Linked DNA regions of Homo sapiens: region 2 is linked to region 1. Evidence: read pairs that join two places in POLR2A ChIA-PET (ENCODE). Cell type or tissue: GM12878. All regions are shown on one strand. Links, peaks and the distances in the headings refer to the core of each region. The heading gives the core; the rest is flanking DNA.

What was found. Peaks named below come from ENCODE experiments on the same cell type or tissue, not always from the same donor. Only the 100,000 strongest peaks of a DNase experiment are listed, where the experiment ranks them.
Region 2: POLR2A ChIA-PET joins it to region 1 with 5 read pairs; 5 of 35 experiments call an interaction of 5 or more read pairs at or near these places.

Annotation. Positions count from the first base shown.
Region 1 is chr2:128,092,233-128,100,250 of GRCh38, forward strand. UGGT1 (UDP-glucose glycoprotein glucosyltransferase 1) reads left to right here. Exons shown (of 41, transcript NM_020120.4): 2 at 5,197-5,332. Among named protein-coding and RNA genes, the nearest start is that of UGGT1, 5.0 kb to the left of the region's middle. In GM12878, for the core only: no CTCF peak of the experiment used is centred there; no DNase peak of the experiment used is centred there; H3K4me3 peaks cover 792 bases; H3K27ac peaks cover 247 bases.
Region 2 is chr2:127,906,947-127,914,964 of GRCh38, forward strand. No RefSeq gene overlaps it. Among named protein-coding and RNA genes, the nearest start is that of AMMECR1L, 25 kb to the left of the region's middle. In GM12878, for the core only: no CTCF peak of the experiment used is centred there; no DNase peak of the experiment used is centred there.

The DNA of each region.
Region 1 (8,018 bases), core at 1,673-4,172:
TTTGCTTTTTTTTTTTTTAAGCCAGTCGAATTTAGCAACACTTGACTTGCTTTTGATAAACTTAGCTGAAGCTTATTTTAAAAAAATTCTTATTTATTTATTTATTTATTTATTTTGTAGAGATGAGGTCTTGTTACCTACCAGTCTGATCTTGAACTCCTGGCCACATGAAACTTATTAAAGGAAGTGACCATAATACTTTGTACAGTAGCATAGCACATTTATAATGCACATTGAACTTCAGGGGAATATATGAAAGTAAGAAGAAAATTTGCTTAGAACTTTCCTGCAGCTGTCTGTGAGCATTTTCTTTTTTTATCTAAGTTTCCCTGTAACAATACAAGATGATGTGATAATTTTCTTTCTTTCTTTCTTTTTTTTTTTTTTTTTGAGATGGAGTTTCACTCTTGTTACCCAGGCTGGAGTGCAATGGTGCAAGAGATAGTGTTTTAATTTATTTTTTTATTTTTTGTTGGTGAGGCAGAGTCTTGCTCTGTTGCCCAGGTTAGAGAATAGTGACATGATCTTGCTAGCTGCAGCCTCCACCTCCTGGGCTCAGGTGGTCCTCCTACCTCAGCCTCCTACGGATGGTTGTTGATAGTTGGGCCTAGAACTTGTTAAAGAGTGTTTTCTGTTTATTCATCATGCCGCAAGTATAATGCTTATCATGCAAAGCCACATGGCACATTCTGTTGGCCATTATCTCAGACTGTTTGTCTTTATAAGCAACATTTAAGAACCCCTAGGGTCAGAATGATAAGGGATCCTATAAAATGAAGACATACTCAAAGCAGAGACCACTTCAGTGAGATTCTTACGTCTGCTTCTCTGGACAGTCTTTTCCTCTGGTTTTACCTGTAGAGTTAAGAATGTGGGGTCAGAGTGGCAAAGCTCTTTTTTAATGTATAGCTTTCCTCCTTTTTTCATCTCAAATGGTGCTGCATCTCTCCCCAAGAACACGTACTCTCTCTCCTTTTTGAAAACAGTGTAGGGGGATCTCGAGGCAGGCCACAGGTTCATAGGATTTTCATTTTACCTATCTTGCAGTCCTAGGCATTTTATAGCATCTTCACTCTTGGTGCCACACTCCTTTCCTGTTGTTTCCATTCATGCCTTAATGAATGAGGCCTGTGTTTATTTCATTTTGAGAGCCTTCTATGTTTCAGGCATAATGCTAGGCGTGGAGACCATGATAGACAAAACACCCTGCTCTTGAGGAGCTCCCATCGGTCCCCAAAGCCAGCGTAAGTGTGGATCTGTCAGATTGGTTGGTTGGATTGCTTCGGTCCCAGCTTCAGGCCTCCTCCCTTGGTTTCAGGTTAAAACTATTCCTTTCTCAGCCACCTGTCTCCCAAGAACTGTGGCCACTGAAAATCCTTGGACTTGCCTTGGTTCTCACAAGCACTTTTCTCAGTCTGAGTCTGCACAGAGTATGGCTTTTTACCCTTTTGTAAAGCCAGAGAACCAGAGAAGAGAGCACGGTATTGTAGAACTTTAAAAGCAGGAAGGTGTGGGTTCTAAGCACTGCTATTTATTAGTTAGGCAAGGTACTCAGCATCTTCGAGCTTTCACTTATTTTTAAAGTGGAGATGCATGCAGCATATTCATGGACTGTCTTCTGAGTGCCAGGCATCATGCTGTGCACTTTGGTAAACGAAGTAGACATGGTTGCTCCCCTCAGAGAACGTTAGTGCCCTGGGTTGTTGTATGTAAGGATTAGATAACACTGTGTATGTAAAGCACCTAATACAATGTTTAGCTCAGAGTCATTGCTTGTTAAATGCTGGGGTTTCCTCAGGGGACTTTGTCATACCCCCAATTTCCTCCCCACTCTACATGCCATCCACCTGGGGTTACAGTGCAGTGGCGTCCAATTCGTCATCAGGAATCACCACTTTCTGGGGTGTACACATCTAGACCCCTTCAGGACAAATTGTAAACATAGCTAATAGCGTAATACTGCTAGACAGTTCATATGATGCGCTGTCTCCAGTTTATAAACTCATTGACTCAGGCCAGATTAAAAAAAAAAGAAAAACTCTGTAACTTTTGGGGAGAATTTTTTCTCTCAGCCACAGAGGATATATTTCCAATGTGTATTTTTGAGGCTATTTAATAACGATGATGTACTATTCTGTAATTTAGAAGATAGTTTTTTCTTACGATAAAATGTTTTACTACAACAATCAATTCTGGTATAGTACTTGGCACTTTACAAAGTGATTTTTTTATTGCCTCTTCATTTTCACATTGACCCTGTGAGGCAGATACTATTATTCCTACTTTGATAGTCTTCGAGACTAAGGGCCTGGGAAGTTAGGTAACATATATGTGGTTAAACTGCTAGTACGTAGCAAACTCAGGAATTGATCACAGCTGCCCTGATGCTAAAAGGTTCCCTTTTTTTACAAACCGTGTCTATTGTGTCCTGTAGAGCAGGTTTCTGAGGCTGCAGTCTGTGGGCCTGTGGGAAAGGGTGTCTATGGTTAGTCCTAAGAGAATGCTTTTTTTTTTTTTTTTTTTTTTTTTTTTTTGAGACGGAGTCTCTCTCTGTCGCCCAGGCTGGAGTGCAGTGGTGCGATCTCGACTTACTGAAACCTCCACCTCCCGGGTTCAAGCGATTCTCCTGCCTCAGCCTCCTGAGTAGCTGGGATTACAGGCACCTGCCACTATGCCTGGCTAATTTTTGTATTTTTAGTAGAGACGGGGTTTCACCACATTGGACAGACTGGTCTTGAACTCCTGACCTCAGGTGATCCACCCACCTCAGCCTCCTAAAGTGCTGGGATTACAGGCGTGAGCCACTGCGCTGGGCCAGTCCCAAGAGAATTCTTAAGTTGTACATAAAATTTGGGTCCTTGTTTGCTCCTCTGTGGGAAATGTCAGTAACTTTACTAGATTCCAGAAAAGGCCTATATCCTCTTCACTCAACCAGCCAGGAATCACTGCTATCAGGTTTCATTGTGTAAAATCTAGTTTGGTTATCTCTAATTTCAGTAGGTTTCATTTTTGTGTGTGTATTCTTTCATTTCTGCAGCCTCTATAGCAGTTTTTACAAACGTTGATTTTGAAAAACACTTCTGAGTGTTTTTATTTATAAGTGGGATGTTCTTCTTCTTCTCCTTCCTCTTCTTCTTCCTCTTCCCCTTCCCCTTCCCCTTCTCCTTCCCCTTCCCCTTTACCTTCCCCTTCCCCTCCTCCTTCTCTTCCTCCTTCTTTCTTCTTTCTTTCCTCTTCCTCCTCCTCCTCTTCCTCCTCCTCCTCCCCCACTCTCCTCCTGTCCTGCTCTCCTCCTGTCCCGTAACTCCTCCTGTCCCGCTCTGTTGCCCAGATGCAGCATGGACCTCCTAGGCCCAAGCTATCTTCCCACCTTAGCCTCCCAAGTAGCTGGGACCATAGGTGCATGCCACCATGCCTGGCTGATTTATTAATTTTTTTTGGTTTCCAAAGAAGCTGGCAGTGCCTGAACTTAAAATGCTTCTGAAAGCCACTTTTCTATTTGTTATAATTTATTTTGCTTTTGACCATCGTTCTTCAGAGATACTGTATGTTCTATGAAGCAGGATGTTAACACAAATGATGCTTTTTATAAAAAGCAGCTATTGACTAGTCCCCAATGTGGACAGCCTCCCTCAGTGATAGATTTTGTAACCAATATTAAAGAACTGGGATGAGACCGAAGTGAGCCTTACCAGAGCTAACATTCTGAAGCCCAAGGATAGCTTAGTGCTTCCCACATATTCACACCCCCTTTTAGTTCTCATTCAAATGGGTAGAGCTCAGGGGAGGTCCGATTAGGGTTCTGTTAGGTGGACTTTGGAGATGAAAATCAGAGAAATCTGCAGCTGGAGACCTTTTTCTGAAACTGTCTGGATGCTGTCTGAGAGGATCTTGACAGGCTTGGAGCGGCTGCGGAGGGTGTCAAGAGGCCTGCATTCTGTGGCCATCCACTTTGCCAGTGACCCTAGATCCCTCATTTTGTAGATGGGACAGTTGGCTTGGGAAGCCACTAAAATTTTACATTTCTTTATTTCAGAACCTGTCTGAGTTTACATTTGGGACCCATTATGTTAGTTTCCTAGGGCTACCACAACAAAGTATCACAAACTGGGTGGCTTAGAACAATAGATATTTACTGTCTCACAGTGCTAGAAATCCTTACTCAGGGTTTCACAGGACCACGTTCCCGCTGAAATCTTTGGAGGAAGAATCTTTCTTTGACTCTTCAGCTTCTGGTAGTTTCAGGCATTCCTTAGCTTACAGTATAATTTTAGTGTGTGCCTCTGTCTTCACCTGGTGGTCTCCTGTGTCTCTACATAGTTTTCCCTCTGTGCTGTCTTTCTCTGTCCAGATTTCTCCTCTTTATAACATCAGTCATTGGGTTAGTGCCCACCTAATAACCTTGTTTTAACTGATGACCTCTGTAAAGACTGTATTTACAAATAAGTTGACATTACGAGGTACCGGGGGATAGGATTTCCATATCTTTTTTGGGGGACACAGTTCAACCCTTAATACCTATCATTTATATTTTCATCTATCTCAGCTTTATTTGCTTTCATCCTTTATAAAATATGGTTGTGTGCAACCTGGTGTGCCACCAACTGATTTTTATACCCCTGTATGGTGTAGATTGCTTGGGAAATGAAGCAGAGCCTTTGTAGGAAAGAATGTAATAACCTAAGTGCCTTCAGTTACATATCAGTCACTCAGCAAATATCTGTTGGACTAGCTAGATATTAAGTGCTATTATATGTCAGAAGCATTTCTGTTTCGCTAACTTATGTTATTTTGTGTCTCCAAGTATTATTAGGATTGTTATTTTGTGTCTCCAAGTATGAGGTTAAAATTACCTTGTAGCAGGCCAGGCATGGTGGCTCATGCCTGTAATCCCAACACTTTGGGAGGCTGAGGCGGGCAGATCACGAGGTCAGGAGTTTGAGACCAGCCTGGCCAACATTGTGAAACCCTGTCTCTACTAAAGATACACAAAATTAGCAGGGTGTGGTGGTGCGTGCCTGTAATCCCAGCTACTGGGGAGGCTGAGGCAGGAGAATCGCTTGAACCTGGGAGGCAGAGGTTGCATGAGCCGAGATTGCACCACTGCACTCCAGCCTGGGCGACAGGGCGAGACTGCGTCTCAAAAAAAAAAAAAATTTCCTTGTAGCAAAACTTCTTTTCTTTTTTTCCTTTTAGGAGTTTGCTATAAAATGGGAGTTCTGGTTGTACTCACTGTTCTGTGGCTGTTCTCCTCAGTAAAGGCCGACTCAAAAGCCATTACAACCTCTCTTACAACAAAATGGTTTTCCACTCCATTGTTGTTAGAAGCCAGGTAAGAGAACATTTTTTTTCCCTTCGTGTATTTGAGTATAAATATAGGCTCTGACAGTGAACATTCAGGAGCTTTTTAAGGAGTGAGATTATCATCAAATGCATTTATGAAGAGCCTCTTTCAGTGTATACTGTAGGATGTATTGTACAAAGGCTGTTAGGACATAGCATCATTCAGTAGGACAAGGGCTATGTGGGTTTATAGAGCTATGTAGGAACTTTGGACAAATAACTGTGTTGGATAAGTTAGTATGTTACTTTCCAAAAAGCATAACAAGGAAAGAGAGGGTTATGTTTATTTATTTATTTATTTTTGGAGACAGGGTCTCGCTCTGTTGCCCAGGCTGGAGTGCAGTGGTGAGATCTTGGCTCACTGTGACCTCCGCCTCCTGGGTTCAAGGGATTCTCATGCCTCTGCCTCCTGAGTAGCTGGGATCACGGAAGTGCCCCACCACACCCTGCTAATCTTTGTATTTTTAGTAGAGAAGGGGTTTCGCCATGTTGGCCAGGCTGGTCTCAAACTCCTTAGCCTCATGTGATCTGCCTACCTTGGCCTCCCAAAGTGCTGGGATTACAGATGTGAGCCACTGTGCCTGGCCAGTTGTATTCAAATTTTCTCCTTATTTGAAGGAAGTTTTAAGAGGTGATTGATAAAAGGAAGAGAAGAGGGCTTAGCAACGTGGGGGAAAGAGGACATTTTTCCCTTAAGAACGTGGAAGAAGGCTGGGCACGGTGGCTCACGCCTATAATCCCAACACTTTGGGTGGACAAGGTGGGTGGATCACCTGAGGTCAGGAGTTCGAGACCAGCCTGGCAACAATTAGCTGAGCGTGCTGGCATGTGCCTGAGCATCAGATTAGGAGATTATGCCCATGCAGCTCAATCTTTCTTTTTAAATGATAAAACGGTGGCTAGGTACGGTGGCTCATGCCTGTAAATCCCAGCTCTTTGGGAGGCTGAGGTGGGTGGATTGCTTGAGTCCAGGAATTTGAGACCAGCCTGGGCAACATGGGGAAACCCCGTCTCTCCAGAAAAAAATAGCTGAGTGTGGTGGTTCGTGCCTATAGTCCCAGCTACTTGGGAGGCTGACCGGGAGGATCACTTGAGCCCAGGAGGCGGAGGTTGCAGTGAGCCCAGATCACGCCATTGCAGTCCAGCCTGGGCAGCAGAGCAAGACTCCGTCTCAAAAAAAAAAAAAAAGGGAAAGAAGTTATCTTACGATTAAAATGGGTAGAATTTTTCATAAAACAATAGTTGTCTTAAAATTAGTGAAACATAGTAATTTCATGAGAAATTTTGTATTCCAAGTGTGCTTTTTAGCTAGTGTTTGTAAATAAATATAATGAGATACCTGTCTGTATAGGTAGGGCTTAAATGCTTATGGATGGAAGGTTATTTGATTGTATCTCAAGTGATGTAGAGGTGGAACTAGCAGAGACTTTCCAAAGGATAAATGTGGGTAGATTGAGCAGCAAGCACTTGGTAAGTCTTAGTGTTTGAACGTGCTAGAAATTTGGACTGTCACATCACTCCAATCAGCCTTGTGGTCTGTCTTCTTCATCTTCAATTTATATATATATATTTTTTTGAGAGTTTTTGAGACAAGGCCTGTCTCTGTTGTTCAGGCTAGAGTGTAGTGGTGTGATCTCAGCTCCCTGTAACCTCTGCCTCCTGGACTCAAGCCATCCTCCCACCTAGGCCTCCCTAGTAGCTGGGACTACAGGTGTGAGCCACTACCCCTGGCTTATTTTTGTATGTTTTATAGAGATGGGCTTTCACCATCTTGGCCAGGCTGGTCTGGAACTCCTGAGCTCAAGTGATCTACCTGCCTTGGCCTCCCAAAGTGGTGGAATTACAGGTGTGAGCCACCATGCCTGGCCTCTAGAATTTTGTATTCTAACATTTTCCCCTTAATTCCTAGAAAAATGTGGATGAAGAATTTTGCCATGTTGATTGTGTGAACGAATGGTTGCACCTCTTAAGGAAAAAGCCTCATTTGATACTGCTAAAAGGACCAGTGGGAGGGGGCATGTGGCAGCCGGTCTTGGCTAGCTCAGGAGCCTAGCAGACTTTCTGCTAAATAGACTTCCTTCCATCGCCTCTCTCTGCCTTTCTTTCTCAGCATAGAAGTGGCAAAACAAAGACAAAACCATTGTATGTATTTCATGGTGATAACTAACTTGATAAATGGGTCAAGCTTGTCAAATGTCAGAACTTTATTTGATACAGCATAGTTGTAAAAGTGAAGTGGCTCTTTTTTAAGAGTTCTTATTATGGGGGAAAAAAGCCCAACAAAGCAAATAACAAACAAAAAAGCAGTGACTGAAGATATTTTGAGACTGCCTGAGCTGGACTGCCTGAGCTGGACTCTAAAAACTAAAGTTTTTCTTTTCCTTTTTGCTAATCTTATTTTGGATGATTTGTTTGGTATAAAATCTGTCATTGAGATTTACAACCCCCCCCCCCACCCTACTTATTTTTTTTGAGACAGAGTTTCATTTTGTCACCCAGACTGGAGTTCAGTGGCGCCATCTTGGCTCACTGCAACCTCTGCCTCCCAGGTTCAAGCCCATTCTCATTCTCCTGCCTTAGCCTCCCAAGTAGCTGGGATTACCGGCGTGTGCCAGCATGCCTGGCTAATTTTTATATTTTCAGTAGAGATGGGGTTTTACCATGTTGGCCGCCAG
Region 2 (8,018 bases), core at 2,573-5,072, 180 kb before region 1:
AGAGGTAAAGAGAGTTTTTTGTTTGGTTGTGTTGTGTTTTGTTTGAGACAGGGTCTCCCTCTGTCACCCAGGCTGGAGTACAGTGGTGTGATCTCAGCTCACTGCAACCTCCGCCACCCAGGTTCAAGCGATTCTCGTGCCTCAGCCTCCCGAGTAGCTGGGACTAGAGGCGCACACCGCCATGCTCAGCGAATTTTTTTTTTTTTTTTTTTTTTTTTTTTTTTTTGGTAATTTTAGTGGAGACGGGGTTTCACCATGTTGGCCAGGCTGGTCTCAAACTCCTGATCTCAAGTGATCCACCCACCCCAGCCTCTCAAAGTGCTGAGATTGCTTACAGGCATGAGCCACCATGCCCGGCCAAGAGATTTAGCTCCATGCACTTTCTGAATTTATCTAGGAGGTAATGGCAGATGCTGTGGTATGATGTGAAGAGCTGGATTCAAATCGTTACTCTGGGTCCTTGGCCAAACTGCTCAATCTTTTTGGGTGTCAGTTTTCTTCAGTCTTAACATCAGGATAAATGCCTGTCTCTCATAACCCAAATGCCCATCGACAGTGGAATGGATAGATCGTTTGTGGCATATTCACACGTGGGACAAAAGCAATGAGAATGGGCTGGGTGTGGTGGCTCACATCTGTAATCACAGCACTTCGGGAAGCCGAGGCAGGAGGATCACTTGAGCCTAGGAGTTCAAGACCAGCCTGGGCAACAGAGGGAGACCCTGTCTCTGGAGGGCGGTCAGACAAAAGTGTAAAACAACATGCACAATATGGATGAATTTTACGTAATGTTGAACAAAAGAGGTAGACACACTGTACCTTTACATAAAGTTCAAAAACCAGGTGCATCAAATCTATGGTGTTAAGGGCCAGGTATGTGGCTATCCCTGGGCTGGCAGCTGGGACTAATGGCTGGGAGCTTCAGGAATGTTGGTAATGTTCTGTTTCTTGATCTGGGTGTGATTACACAGGTGTGTTCACTTGGTGAAAATCCAGTGGGCGGTATACTTAGGATTTGTGCTCTTTTATGTATGTAGTTACTACTCACAAAGTCAACAATATCCAGGCTGGGCATGGTGTCCTCCACCTGTAATCCCAGCCCTTTGGGAGGCTGAAGCAGGAGAATCACTGGAGCCAGGAGCTCCAGACCAGCCTGGGTAATATGGTGAGAAACAAAAACTTTTTAAAAATGTATTTATTTATGTTTTTTAGACAGAGTCTTGCTCTATCGCCCAGGCTGGAGTGCAGCGGCGCGATCTCGGCTCACTGCAACCTCCGCTGCCCAGGTTCAAGTGATTCTCATGCCTCAGCCTCCCAAGTAGCTAGGACTACAGGCGTCCACCACCACGCCCGGCTATTTTTTTTTTTTTTTTGTATTTTTAGTGGAGACAGGGTTTCGCCATGTTGGCCAGACTGGTCTCGAACTCCTGACCTCAGGTGATCCACCTGCCTTGGCCTCCCAAAGTGCTGGGATTACAGGTGTGAACCACCGTGCCTGGCCTCACAAAAGCTGTTTAAAAGCCAGGTGTGGAGGTGTGCACCTGTAGTCTCAGCTAATCAGGAGGCTGAAGTGGGAGGATCATTTGAACCTAGGAGTTCGAGGCTGCAGTGAGCCATGACTGTGTCACTGCACTCCACCCTGAATGACAGAGCAAGACCCTGTCTCTTAAAAAATACATACATAGGCCAGGCGCGGTGGGTCAAGTCTTCTAATCCCAGCACTTTGAGAGGCTGAGGCAGGCAGATCACGAGGTCAGGGTTTCAAGACCAGCCTGACCAACATGGTGAAACCCTGTCTCTATTAAAAATATAAAAATTAGCCAGGCATGGTGGCGCATGCCTGTAATCCCAGCTACTCAAGAGGCTAAGGCAGGAGAATCGCTTGAACCCGGGAGGGGAGGTTGTGGTGAGCCGAGATCGCGCCACTGCACTGCAGCGTGGGCAACAGAGCGAGACTCTGTCTCGGAAAAAAAAAAAAAGAAGAAGAAGAAAGGCCAGATGAATGTGCCAAGGAGCACACTGGGCAGGGAAAGAATCATCAGTGTATAGGGAAGAGTAGAATGATGCCAGGAGAGAAGGGCACAGACTGGGGGTTTGCATTTACACTCCACCACTGACCAAGCAGGTCACTTAACCGCTCTGAGCTTCAGCCTTCTCATCTGACTCACAACTGTCCAACAGGTGAGTTGTTAGATTAAATGACCTATGTGAAGCCACCATCTGGGCACCTGAGGAGCTGCACACACAGGACAGCTCAGCAAGCTGTAAGCACGGTGGTGAGGATGCGGGAGTGCCATGGCCTTGCAGTTGGCAGCCTCATCCACTGGACCCATTCGTGGCTCCAACTGTGATGGCCAAGGTGACAGGCAGGCTCGGACTGGCATGGTCAGCAGGCAGCTGCAAAAAGAGGCTCTCCACAGCTCCTGACCCTTCTGCATTTGTCAGCTGAAGCTTTCCACGTTGCTCTAGAAAGCCAACTTTCCAAGAAATGCTGTTCACAATTTGCCTTCAAGGAAATCATTTGCAGTTATAGCTGCCATGTCCTCACATTAAGCTTATTGCTGGTAACGATGGTGCCAAGACAGTGGTGCCAAATACAGTCTTCCTGAGTGGCCTTAAAAAATTAAGCTAATGGCAATTTTATGTCTTATGGAAGCTGTTCTTATCTATTAACTGCCAACATCTCAGCCTGGACATTTCAGGAAACTCAGCAGGAAATTTTGTTTTTAATTTTTGTGGGTACATAGTATGGGGTACATGAGATTTTTTTTTTTTTTTTTTGAGACAGAGTTTCACTCTTATTGCCCAGGTTGGAGTGCAATGGCACGATCTTGGCTCACTGCAACCTCTGCGTCCTGGGTTCAAGCAATTCTCCTGCCTCAGCCTCCCGAGTAGCTGAGACTACAGGCACCTGCCACCACACCCAGCTAATTTTCGTAGTTTTAGTAGAGACAGGGTTTCACCGTGTTGGCCAGGCTGGTCTCAAACTCCTTACCTCAGGTGATCCTCCCGCCTTGGCCTCCCGAAGTGCTGGGATTACAGGCGTGAGCCACTGGGCCCAGCCAAGATATTTTGATACACATATATAATGCATAATGATCACATCAGGGTAAATGGGGTATCCATCACCTCAAGCATTTATCTTTTCTTTGTGTTACAGACAATCCAATTATACTATTTTTGTTATTTGTTTATTTTTATTTCTATTTCTTTCTCTTTTTTTTTTTTGTTTTTTTTTGAGACACAGTCTTGCTCTGTTGCCCAGGGTGAAGTACAGTGCACCATCTCAGCTCACTACACCCTCAACTTCCTGGGCTCAAGTTATCCTCCCACCTCAGCCTCCTGAGTAGCTGGGACTATAGGTGTGCACCACCACACCTGGGTACTTCTTATTGTTGTTGTTGTTGTTTTTTGGTAGAGATGGGGTTTTGCTATGTTGCCCCCATGTTGCTCAAGCAATCTGCCCACCTTGGCTTCCCAAAGTGTGGGGATTACAGGCATAAGCCACTGCACCCAGCCTGGTAACCGGCATTCTATTCTCTATCTCCATGAGTTCAATCATTTTAATTTTTAGCTTACACAAATAAGTGAGAACATGCAGTTTGTCTTTCTATGCCTGGATTATTCTAATTAACACAATGACCTCCAGTTCCATCCATGTTGTTGCAAATCACGGGATCTCATTCTTTTTTATGGCTGAATAGTACTCCATTGTGTATATGCATGTCAGCAGGAAATGATGTATGTGCAGATTCAGATGCCACTGAGTTGTCCTGTGAATTTTAGGAGGTAAAGTCATACAACTAAGTTCCCATGGAAATACAACATCAAATGTACATTAACATGCATAACAGCCGTCACTTGCTCAGGTCCTGCTAGAAGGCAGACATAATGGCAGGCAGTTTCCATATGTTTCTTCAACAATTTCCAATGTTTAGCCACCAGAGGTGCCGAGGAGCCCCTGTCCCTCTCATGTCACTGTGGTTCTGCAAGATTAAGAGGCCACACATCATAGTTTGCGAGGTATATCAGGTCAATATAATACACTCGTAGAATACATACATTAGAGACCAAGAATGAACGGTCTTAGGACCGGGCACAGTGCCTCATGCCTTTGGGAGACCAAGGTGGGAGGATCACTTGAGCTTGGGAGTTTGAAACCAGCCTGAGCAACACACCAAGATCCTGCCTCTACAAAAAATAAAAATAGCCAGGTGTGGTGGTGCACACCTGTGGTCCCAGCTATTCTAGAGGCTGAGGTGTGAGGATCACTTAGCCCAGGAGGTTGAGGTTGCAGTGAGCTGTGATTGCACTGCGGGTCTCCAGCCTAGGCAACAGAGTGAAATCCTTTCATAGGAAAGAAAAAAAAGAAAAGAAAAGAAAAGAAAATGGGCCGGGCGCGGTGGCTCACCCTTGTAATCCCAGCACTTTGGGCGGCCGAGGCGGGCAGATCATGAGGTCAGGAGATTGAGACCAGCCTGGCTAACATGTAGAAACCCCGTCTCTACTAAAAAATACAAAAACATTAGCCGGGCATGGTGGCGGGCGCCTGTAGTCCCAGTTACTCGGGAGGCTGAGGCAGGAGAATGGCGTGAACCTGGGAGGTGGAGCTTGCAGTGAGCCGAGATCACGCCACTGTACTCCAGCCTGGGCGACAGAGCGAGACTCCATCTCAAAAAAAAAAAAAAAAGATAAAAAGAAAAAAAAGAAATGCTTTTAGGAAGTGCTAACTTACATGAATGTTTCATATTCAGACATAAGAGAACCTACTTAGTATTTAAAAATGAGAGCAAATTAGGAACTTAGTTTTTCTTTTGTTTTTTCTTGAAGTGAGATGATGACATTATAGTTAATGTTTGCTAACGTGATGGTGAATGAAAAGGAAGTAGCAAAACTGTTAGGAAAACTAAGCCGAAGAGAAAGTTCTACCCTGGGAAATATATTTGCAACATGTTTAACAGTCAAAAGGTTAATTTCCAGAGTGATTATAGATTATTGATTGCAAATCAATAAGACAAAAAAAAAAGAGAAACTGGCCATCACATGAATAGGCAATGCATAGCACAAGTAATGTTAATGGCTAATAAACTACACTAAAATGACTGATCCTCTTGGCAACCAGGAAGGTGTAAATTAGAACATTTTTCCAACTTAGGCTTTTAAAATTTAAAACCATTGACACTTGCCAATGTAAGGGAGGGTGGAGAAGTGGGGAATTGGAGGTGTGGCCTTTTTGGAAGGCAACTTGGCAACACCTATCAAAATCCAACCACGATTCTGCTTTCGTGACTACACAGACACTATGATGTATTTCTCTGTATGTATGTATGTATTTGTATACTTTTCTATTTGCACGCCACAGCCTGGAAAAAGAAAAAAAGACTGGAAGGACACATAGCAGCTGTTAACAGCAGTTTCCTCTGGAGAGCTGTCACGGCATCATTTCTTTCTTTCTTTTTTTTTTTTTTGAGATGAAGTCTTGCTCTTGTCCCCCCAGGCTGGAGTGCAATGGCGCGATCTCGGCTTACTGCGACCTCCGCCTCCCGGGTTCAAGCGATTCTCCTGCCTCAGCCTCCCAAGTAGCTGGGATTATAGGCGCCTGCCACCACGCCCAGCTAATTTTTGTATTTTTAGTAGAGACGGGGTTTCACCATGTTGGTCAGGCTGGTCTCGAACTCCTGACCTCAGGTGATCCACCCGCCTCGGCCTTCCAAAGTGCTGGGATTACAGGCGTGAGCCACCACACCCGGCCCACAACATCATTTTTTTTTTTTTTGAGACGGAGTCTTGCTCTGTTGCCCAGGCTGGAGTGCAGTGGCACAATCGGCTCACTGTAACCTCTGCCTCCTGGGTTCAAGCAACTCCTCTGCCTCAGCCTCCCGAGCAGCTGGGACTACATGCCACCACGCCTGGCTAATTTTTGTATTTTTAGTAGAGAAGGGGTTTCACCATATTGGCCAGGCTGGTCTCAAACCCCTGACCTTGTGATCCACCTGCCTCGGCCTCCCAAAGTGCTGGGATTACAAGCGTGAGCCACCGCGCCTGGACCCCACAACATCATTTCTAAGTGTCATGCACATGTGCACAATCACCAATACTAGGTGCATGATGCAAAAAAGAATTTTTGCCACTTGATTTTATCTTTAAGGGAGAGCTTCATCACTAGGGAAAATGAGTCCTGATTTCACTATGACCTGTTTTGTTTTGTTTTGTTTTTTGAGACAGAGTTTCCCTCTTGTTGCCTAGGGTAGAGTGCAATGGCACAATCTTGGCTCACAGCAACCTCTGCCTCCCAGGTTCAAGTGATCCTCCTGCCTTAGCCCCACTAGTAGCTGGGATTACAGGCATGCGCCACCATGTCCAGCTAATTTTTGTATTTATAGTAGAGACGGGGTTTCGCCATGTTGGCCAGGCTGGTCTCAAACTCCTGACCTCAGGTGATCTGCCTGCCTTGGCCTCCCAAAGTGCTGGGATTACAGGCATGAGCCACTGCACCCAGCCTATGACGTGTTTATATAAGAAAACTGGGCTGGGAGCTGTGGCTCACGCCTGTAATCCCAGCACTTTGAGAGGCCGAGGTGGGTGGATCACCTGAGGTCAAGAGATCGAGAACATCCTGGGCAACATGGTGAAACCCCGTCTCTACTAAAAATGCAAAAAAGTAGCCAGACTACTACAGTAGCGGGCGCCTGTAGTCCCAGCTACTGAGGAGGCTGAGGCAGGAGAATCACTTGAACCCGGGAGGTGGAGGTTGCAGTGAGCCGAGACTGCACCACTACACTCTAGCCTGGCGACAGAGCGGGACTCCGTCTCAAAAAAAAAATAAAAAAAAAAAAAAGAAGAAAAAAGAAAAGAAAAGAAAAGAAAGGAAAACTATACATTTGGGAAAAAGAGCCAGGTAGATCTCTACACCCTGATAAAGAAATTTTACAGTGAAAAATTTCTGTACAGTGAAAAAGCTGTACGACAATAACTCAGCCTCATTTATTAGTATGAAATAACTGCTATATGTCTCCGTACAGGCATACTTCAGAGACATTGCAGGTTCTGTTCCAGATGACCACAAGAAAGCAAATATTGTAATAAAGTGAGTCACGCAATTTTTTTTTTTTTGGTTTCCCAGAGCGTATAAAAGTTATACTGGCTGGGTGTGGTGGCTCACGGTTGTAATCCCAACAATTTGGGAGGCCAAGGTGGAAGGATCACTTGAGGCCAGTTGTTCAAGACCAGCCTAGGCAACGTAGTGGGACCCCATCTCTACAAAAAATGAAAAACTTAGCCAGTTGTGGTGGTCCACACCTACAGTCCTAGCTACTCAGGAGGCCGAGGCAGGAAGATCGCTTGAGCCCAGGAGTTTGAGGCTACAGTCAGCTGTGACTGCACCAATGCACTCCATCCTGGATGACAAAGAGACACCTTGTCTCAGAAAAAAAATTGTTTTCACTATACTGTAATCTGTTAAGTGTGAAGTAACATTATGTCTAATAACCACAATGTACATACCTTAATGAAAAATACTTTATTGCTAAAAAATGCTAATGATCATTTGAATCTTCAGTGAGTCCCAATCTTTTTGCTGCTGGGGGGGGTCTTGCCTTGTTGACGGCTGCTGACTGATCAGGGTGGTGGCTGCTGAAGTCTGGGGTGGCTGTGGCCATTTCTTAAAATTAGACAACAATAATGTTTGCCACATTGATGAACTCTTCCTTTTGTGAAAGATTTCTCTCTAACATGCAATGCTGTCTGATAGCATTTTATCCACAGTACAACTTTGTTTCAAAATTGAAGTCAATCCTCTCAAACCCCGTCACAGCTTTATCAACTAAATTTATGTCATACTCTAAATCCTTTGTTGTCGTTTCAACAGTGTTCACAGCATCTTCCCTGGGAGTAGATTTCATCTCAAGAAGCCACTTTTGGCCAGGCAGAGTGGCTCATGCCTGTTATCCCAGCACTTTGGGAGGCTGAGACGGGAGGATTGCTTGGGCCCAGGAGTTTGAGAGTAGCCTGGGCAACAT